Linked DNA regions of Homo sapiens: region 2 is linked to region 1. Evidence: chromatin contacts called from ENCODE Hi-C or POLR2A ChIA-PET data. All regions are on one chromosome and are shown on one strand. The core of a region is the stretch at or near the end of the contact, and the rest is flanking DNA. Distances in the headings are between cores, read along the strand shown. Region 1 overlaps ARHGAP11A-SCG5 (ARHGAP11A-SCG5 readthrough). Region 2 overlaps FMN1 (formin 1).

Evidence for each region. Hi-C counts contacts between places; a loop is a spot of excess contacts on that map. ChIA-PET counts read pairs that join two places held with the same protein, here RNA polymerase II (POLR2A). Pooled maps may share reads with other maps.
Region 2: a map of endothelial cell of umbilical vein shows a loop between it and region 1 (4-fold over the local background). The contact joins two enhancer-like sites. A Hi-C loop is called at or near these places in 20 of 168 maps with a recorded cell type or tissue (B cell, Caco-2, Calu3 and 16 more), 26 of 37 single-sample maps with no recorded cell type and 19 of 50 pooled maps. POLR2A ChIA-PET finds 5 or more read pairs at or near these places in 5 of 52 experiments (AG04450, BJ, H1 and 2 more).

Annotation. Positions count from the first base shown.
Region 1 is chr15:32,657,988-32,662,051 of GRCh38, forward strand. The region is part of intron 10 of ARHGAP11A-SCG5 (ARHGAP11A-SCG5 readthrough); the gene reads left to right. The region is part of intron 2 of SCG5 (secretogranin V); the gene reads left to right. Among named protein-coding and RNA genes, the nearest start is that of SCG5-AS1, 13 kb to the right of the region's middle. Within about 2 kb of position 1,689, at least 7 of the 41 ENCODE cell types and tissues checked have a DNase peak (open chromatin) inside an H3K27ac peak, as active enhancers do; they include IMR-90 and PC-3, where a contact is called at or near this core.
Region 2 is chr15:32,854,318-32,858,521 of GRCh38, forward strand. FMN1 (formin 1) reads right to left here. Exons shown (of 21, transcript NM_001277313.2): 17 at 2,698-2,790. Among named protein-coding and RNA genes, the nearest start is that of GREM1-AS1, 140 kb to the left of the region's middle. RefSeq lists an enhancer at 2,463-3,361. Within about 2 kb of position 2,599, at least 4 of the 41 ENCODE cell types and tissues checked have a DNase peak (open chromatin) inside an H3K27ac peak, as active enhancers do; they include IMR-90 and PC-3, where a contact is called at or near this core.

The DNA of each region.
Region 1 (4,064 bases), core at 439-2,938:
TTCCCACTCCCTTACAGCATGTTCCATTGGTACTTGAGTCTAGAGGCATCCAGAGGTGTAAGAATAACCAAACACAACAAAGATTAGGAGTAACGAAGTGTTTTCATGCAGTGCCGCACCCCAGTGAGGTGGGCTGGCTAAAAGGATGTGATACAAACTGATATCCAGGGAATGGCAAAGAGGAGTAGCTGGGCCTGTCCATCATCTCTTATCATGACTCACAGCCCTTGTTTAAGGAATTTGAAGTCTAGGTGGATGAAAGGGACATCAAACTTAAAATGCATAGCTGCAACCTACTAGATAGAAGCTGAGAACCCTATATGTGGATCAGGCAGTCACTACTGGAGTTCAGGAGGGGAATAAGGCATTGGCCCCTAGAGAAGACATCACAGATCAAACTTGAGCTAGACTTCCTTGAGGACGGGTAGGATGTAGATGATAAAGATTCAGCTTCAGGCAGTAAGAAGTGAAAAGAAACATACTTTTTAACCAGTATGTGTTGAGTGGAGGGTGGTTATGGGGAAGGGAGGGTGGCAGGGAAGGCTGGATGCATTTAAGGCTGTCGCCAAGTTTTTCTGCTTAAAGAGCATCTGGGCACAGTGGCACATGGTCTATATTACTCAGGGCCCTAAGCTCACCTGAGAAGCTCCAGCCTCCCTTCTGCACCTTGCCCACAGAATGTTCTGTAACACTTCTCTGTCCTTGCAGATAAATAGGCTGCCCCAAATCTAGCGATACCCTCGATGGTGGCAGGGGTAGTAGCAGTGGCATTGGATGGGACGGTGGGTTGGATATTTCCCTTTGTATTGGTCAAATACATGCACAGATGGCACCAACACCACGGGGATCTCTGGAGATGAAGGTAGGTATTTCTTCAGTCACTCAGCACTTAACAACTGTCAGAGAGGGCCGGGCGTGGTGGCTTATGCCCGTAATCCCAGCACTTTGGGAGGCCGAGGCGGGTGGATCCCGAGGTCAGGAGATTGAGACCATCCTGGCTAACACGGTGAAACCCTGTCTCTACTAAAAATACAAAAAATTAGCTGGGCATGGTGGCGGGCACCTGTAGTCCCAGCTACTCGGGAGGCTGAGGCAGGAGAATGGCGAGAACCTGGGAGGCGGAGCTGGCAGTGAGCCGAGATGGCGCCACTGCACTCCAGCCTGGGCGACAGAGCGAGACTCTGTCTCAAAAAAAAACAAACAAAAAAAACCAAAAAAACTGTCAGAGAGATAATAGGAGAAATGTGCCCCTGCACTCGCACTGCACAGCATGTGCCGGATCATCTGTGAAATGGATCTTTCCTCTGGGAGCTCCATCTTTTCCAGGTGATTGTTCACTTGGACATATTTGATTATAAGCTCCCAGAGTGTCAGACACGGACTTCTCATGGCAAGTTAGACGATCCCAGGTGCCCAGTGGGTGGCAGTGCAGTGAGTGGCAGGAGGAAAACTTTCCTGCTGGCTTTTGGTCTGACCAAGACAGAGTGATACTTATCCAGGGCCTAAAATAACCATAGCAATAGGCCTTGCCAGAAGGGATCTGTGGCAGGCTCCTGGCACTACTGGTCAGTTCCCCCAGTGGCCTGTTCAAGTTTTTCTTTGCATGAGACAGAGGTTATGGCTGAGGAAACAGCCAGGCCAGGAGGCTAGCCTGCCCTGCAGAAGCCCAGGGGACCTTCCTGATGCCATCTTTCTGGTATGACAGCTCAGCAGGCCTGTGTCAACAAGCCCTGCACGGTTTGGACAAGATGTGAGTGACTAACGTTTTCCTCTGGAGCAGCAGGAATGGATGGGCCTGCTGGGAAGAATCCCTTTGCTGTGAGCTACCTAAGACGCCTGGCTCCTGAATTGAACCAGCAGGTCCCTTCTCTGTATCTTGCTTGCTTTCCTTTAAAAAAAAAAAAATCCTCAGCAGATGATGGGAGGAATTATTTGCTGAGTTTGTCCAGACTCTGAATAGCCCTTGGTCACTGAAGTGTGCAAAAACATGGCAACAATGCAGGTGCTATGGTCTGAAAATGTTTGCAAAGGAAGGAGAGGAAAGAGCAGTTATTCTGACAGTAAATGATACATAATACTAATATTGGAAGGATTATTTTTTCCCTGTGTGGTCAGTGAATAGAATTTTTGGCAGTCGTCTATCATTTAACTAGGTCTGTATAGAGCACACTGGAGCCTGGTAAGGACCTCTGGCTTTTTTTACAGTCAGAGTTTTGGTGCCTAGGGGTCTGGGCTGTGGACAGGCGAGATGTACCTGCAGGCAGGGAGTGGTCAGCTTGCTCTCAGCTTGCCAGATCCGTGACTCTGACGAGAGAGTTATCAGTACCTACAGAGCTTCCTCCTGCAGCCTGCCTACCCACCCAGGCCATCTTCTGACACTGCCTCAATGTGTCCATGCTCCAGGCAGGTCAGATCACCTCCCTCATTCGGTTTGGACATCAAGGAGACTGTGTGAATGACCATCAGCCTCTCTCCAGTCTACCCAAAGGTATCAGGTATCCAGCACTATTCTGATGGAGAAGCAGTAAGAGTGAGCCTACCTTAGATCTATTAATAGAGCTCATTCAGCCAAGGAAAAGGATCCAACTAACCCAGATGACTACATGAGCCTAGGTCATTCACATGTAGCTTTGGTGAGTAATGAGAGATGCACGCATGATACCCCTGCTCCTGTCCTTTGGTGCCCTGCACCCCTCTCAGGTGCTCTCCAGAGTCAGCCCTTCTGACTGCAGGGCAGACCCCAAAAGGAGATCAGCTTTTCACCTCGATTACCCCTAGTACTTAAGACATTTGCCTTCATGAGTTTTTGGTAATCAATATTGTACAGCCAGTAATTTAATTTTTTCATGGTATCAATCTGATATTAAAGCTCTAGTATCTGGGAAGAGCACAGCAAAGCTTACCTGACTGACTCCACTATTATATTTGGAATGGATAATTGAGATATAATTTAAAGGGTAGAATATATTCTTTCTATAACTGCAAAAGTTTGCTATAACTCACAAAAGGAAATACAAAATTGAGTAATAGTGTTGGAGGAGAAGGAAGCAAATATTTATTTTGTATCTACTATGTGCCAAACACTTTATGTATTGTATTTTGCCCTCAGAAATCATATGCAGATGATTCTATTTTACAAGGGAAAGTTGAGGTTTAGAGCAGGTGAGCAACATGCCAAGATGGAACAGAAGGGGCATAGAACCTGGATTCAAGTCAGAGCAGGGTTTACACCCTCGGTACCATTTAGATGTGGGTCAGATAATTCTCTGTGGTGGAGGCTGCATCCCTGGCCTCTACCCACTAGATGCCAGTGGCATTTCCCCCATTTGTGACAACAGAAAATGTCTCCAGGCCAGGTGCGGTGGCTCATGCCTGTAATCCCAGCACTTTGGGAGGCCGAGGCGGGCGGATCACCTGAGGTTGGGAGTTCAGAGACCAGCCTGACCAACAGGGAGAAACCCTGTCTCTACTAAAAATACAAAATAAGCCGGTTGTGGTGGTGCATGCCTGTAATCCCAGCTACTAGGGAGGCTGAGGCAGGAGAATCACTTGAACCCGGGAGGCAGAGGTTGCGGTGAGCCGAGATTGCACCATTACACTCCAGCCTGGGCAACGAGCGAAACTCTGTCTCAACAAAAAAAAAGAGAAGAAAGAAAACATCTCCAGACATTGTCAAATGTCCTCTGAGGGTCAAAATCAGACCCGCTGTGGAGACCCATGGCTCTAGAGGCTTTGTTTTTTCTGCCATCACACACTCGGAGGGAAATTTGGGGGTAACTTTAAGGATGCTATATGGATAACTTATGTTTCAGTATTTTTTCTTATGAAGATAATAAAAGCTGTCGTGGATCATTTCGAAAATAAAATAAAGATTGTTTAGAATCGTACCACCTAGAGATACCCACTTTCAGCATTTGGCTATGTTTTCTTCCAGTCTGTTTTCTGTGCACACATAGGTAGTTTTTAAAATCATACAGTAAATCTTTTATCTCTTTTTATACTTAATATTATATCAAGAACCTATCCCTATATTAAAATCAGTGTAATTATTTTTAGTAGCTGCA
Region 2 (4,204 bases), core at 1,349-3,848, 200 kb after region 1:
CAATTCTAGACTGTTTTGACAAAATGAGTTAAGTAATGAAATAATTGTAACAAGCTATTTCAACAGTAGACTTTTCTACCATACGGTATTGGGAATGTTTAAGATTCCTACAATAGTATATATATTTTTATATTCTTAACTTTTTTAATAGAATGGTAATGTTTCCTTCAAATTCAATCTGTGTCATATTTTGGCTGGTTTTGTCTTAAGCATGATTTGATGTTATTCCTAATGTTACTTTTACCTCATCTGTAAAGTAGGAGCTGATGAGCTGATTGTCACTTTTACCTCATCTGTAAGTCAGGAGCTGATTGGCCGGGCACAGTGGCTCACGCCTGTAATCCCAGCACTTTGGGAGGCCGAGGCGGGTGGATCGCCTGAGGTCAGGAGTTCGAGACCAGCCTGGCCAACATAGTGAAACCCCATGTCTACTAAAAATACAAAAAATTGGCCGGGTGTGGTGGTGGGCGCCTGTAATCCCAGCTACCTGGGAGGCTGAGGCAGAAGAATTGCTTGAACCCGGGAGGTGGAGGTTGCAGTGAGCCGAGATCGCACCACTGCACTCCAGCCTGGGCAATGAGGGTAAAACTCCACCTCAAAAAAAAAAACAAAAAACAAACAAAAAAAAGAGCTCGTTGTATTCAATTATAGATCTTTTCCCATTAAGATATTCCTTGGGACAGAGTGTAGGAGTATACAATTAATCTTAGTACTCTTGGTCTCTAACATAGAGCCTAACCTATAGCAGGCTCAGAATAAATCTTTGAATACACATTAAAAGGTGAACTAAGCTAGAGAGTACTGGCTATCTGGGTTCCACACTGGAATTACGTGGAGAGTAAAAAAAAAAAAAAAAAAAAAAAAAGAAAAAAGAAAGAAAATCTGATGCCTGGCCCCACCCTGAGAGATGCTGATGATGGGTCTAGAGTTGGGCCCGGGTATCAAGATTTTAAAAAATCTCCTAAGTGATTCTAGTATGCAAGAGAGTTGAGAACCACTGTTTTAGGACTTTCTTAGAACAGCTTCCTATGGCCATACCTTTACTTCCCTGTCATAAGATCCAGTTTCCCTCATATAAATTCCCTTTCTCTGAATAGACCAGAATTGTCTTGGGAGCCCTAGTAGAGAAGAGGCTAACACATTATCCCAAATGGGGATTTGCAAATTGCTTTTCCAAGGTACCAAAGAAGATTCTCAAGGTTTTAAATCTATTCATATTTATGTCTTTTCAACAAAAAGAATAAAATTCACAATATAAGCTGGCTGCTTTGCAGACGCAGGATTCTAAGAGCATTACAGCATGCAGGTAAATAGTACCCTGACATGCACATGGCAAAATTTTCTAGAAATAGAATAGCAATTAAAAATAAAGATGGAATCCAAGTACAAATGAGCCTCATTTCAAGTTAATTCTGCATATGTAAAAAGCAGATACTATTAACTGGGGTCAGCAAAGGGAAGTAGTTCATGGTTTTCTTCAGGCTACTTAGGTTATATTTACACAGTATAATTATACAGCAATGCATTTTTTGATAAGTCACTTATAAAATCCATCTCCTATAGTCACATAGCACACAAGTATTGGTATCTTTGCTCTCAAGATGGTACTTTGTCTGACAGCATTTCTTCCATCATATATGAGGTTCTGTAATGGCTGAGAGAGAAATCTGACTTCTCCTACTTCAATACAGACAACCTTTCATCATGGAGAAGGGAGCAATGGTCTCTGCACCAAGGGAACAGCAGCTGGAATGGAGTTCCTCTGACTCATAGACTGAGAATTTCCCTGCTGATTCTCAAGCTGGTTTGGCCACACTTTATGCATTCACCCTGCTTAACAGTCTTTTGTTGATGGTGTGGTAACAAGTGGCCTTACTCAGTAATAGAAAAAGCATGTTGAGATATCCCCCAAAGGCTCCTATGTGTGTTTCCTCTAGCTTTCCAGCAGGGAAAAAAGCTGCCTGCAACAACCCCACACTTATTTTTGTTTTACATCTTAAGTTAAATTTGAGAAATTAGAATAGGAATTATCTAAAAGACATGATACTTCCATGTTCACTAACCCTGATAAACAGAAGTTCCCTACTCATGCCAAAACTGTGAAGGAAGGAAATCTGTTAAGATTTCAAAGAAAGTGTGGAGTCTCATGCATACCAGCACATCACTTTCACTGACTAACCCCCAGAGGGCTGATAGGTAGCAAGTGATTGATGGGTGACATTCACTTGGCCCTAATTTTCCTATCTGAAAAGGAATGGAAAATATAACACAAGTTTCCAAGTTGCTACACTCATAAAACCAGGAGGGTGATCACCATCCACCTGTCCAGGTTGACCACAAATGTGAAATGCATGACCACATCTGCCTTACATGTATGTCATTTGTCAGTAAACACGGGCTAAGGAATTCCTTGAGCCCCATGAAGAGACAAAAAAGTTTGTCCTCAGAGAATTTACAAAAGCCAGAGTAACATTCAAGAATTTAAAATATTAAACTGGATTTGAAAGGTGATATGAAAGCTACAGGACAACTTTATCTACCGTGAGTATGTAACCACCATGGAAAGATGGGCTAATGAAATCACCAGAGCTGCCTGTGGTCAGCCAGGATGCCAGGGGCCGTGGGCCTCAGAGAAAGATTCATGGAATGAAGGATGTTTCAGGGCCACGTGTATGTGCGGCTGACAAAGCTTCCTACCTTTTTGGAAGAACTCCTCTAGTTTGTCCTTGAAAGGCTGGAGATACTCCTTTGGGGACTCCTTGCACACCACCACCATCTGTTTCTCACTTGCTGTGAAGAGAAATTTAGAATTAGACTTAGGAACACAGATTTGCTGAGCTCCTGCTATGGGCCAGGTACTGTGCTATGCACTTGGCTATCAATTGTGCACACTCCTTGTCAACCACTGTTGGTCCAAATTCCAGGATTGGGGGGCAGGGGGAACAAAACCCAGAAATAATAAACAAACCAACAAAAATAATTAGTTCATTCTACACCACTCTTGAGGAACAGGGCAATGTACAATCCTTCCATTTTTCTTCTAGAGATCCAGAAAAGTCTCTGACCTGGGATAGGTAAAGTATTCTGCTTGTGTTCTCCCAAAGATAAAGAGAGGCAAAAACTACTTGAGGATTAGTCTCACGAAATTAAGGGCCTCAGCCCTCCTCAGATTCACACTCCAAAAGTAGAGCTTGAAAAATATATTGCAGAAATTCTCAGGCACCCAAGTTGTCTAGAACTACCAACCTAGTGATTGGCCAGGGTGACACACGCATCCCAACATGAGAACTAAGACCAGGTCGGGGAGGACCCTGTCAGTTCTTCATGCTTCCCGTTCACCTACCCTTCCTTTTAATCCTCTACTAACACAAGGGAAATAATTTTACATAATTTACTTCAGATAGACTATCTAAAATTTGTAATAGAGTACTTTTTGATAATCAGGTCTGAGGTGACTTGACTTTTTAAAAATGACCTACCTTATTGGATAGTTACGATTTGTCTACAGGGAAGCCACAGTAAATCATAGTTCACCATCACAAAAGGCAGTTAACCCAGCCAAGAGGCATCTCCCCAAGGTTCCTATGTGTTTGTGCCAGTTACAGCATGCACTGGGAAAAGAAAGGCTTCGTTTCTACAAAGCTAGAGCTGAGTCAAGATCACTTTCATCTGTTGACCATGGCTGGAAATTAGATATGTTCTTGTCCAAAAGCCTATTAATAAAGCACTGGATTTCACCATAAAGATATCATGCCACCTGGGGTTCACAAAATAGAGAAACATATACTACAGATCTTGGAGCAATTTATAAACACACAGGTAAGGTATTTTGGAAGAAGGAGGTTGGGAAGGAGATCTTTATTTACATTGGGAAATTCCTATCCAATAATTTGGCATATTTAAAACTAGCATCTCAGAACGTATACTGCAGGCAAAGCAATAAACATGTCAGTTCAGAAATAGAGAAAATGCAAAAGACACCACTTAAATGTTCTCTGAAATTAGTTATCTGACACTTTTCATTTGCAATATTGCCAACTAGATTGCAGAAATCCTAGACAACCCTGGGGACTACAAAACGGTGCTGAAAATGAAAGTACAATTTGAGGGAACCCTTTGTCATTTTCTGAGTCAAGGTCAGAATCACCTACATTTTCAGAGGTATCTAGGGATTTCTCATGATACAGGGATGCTAGGTCACAGG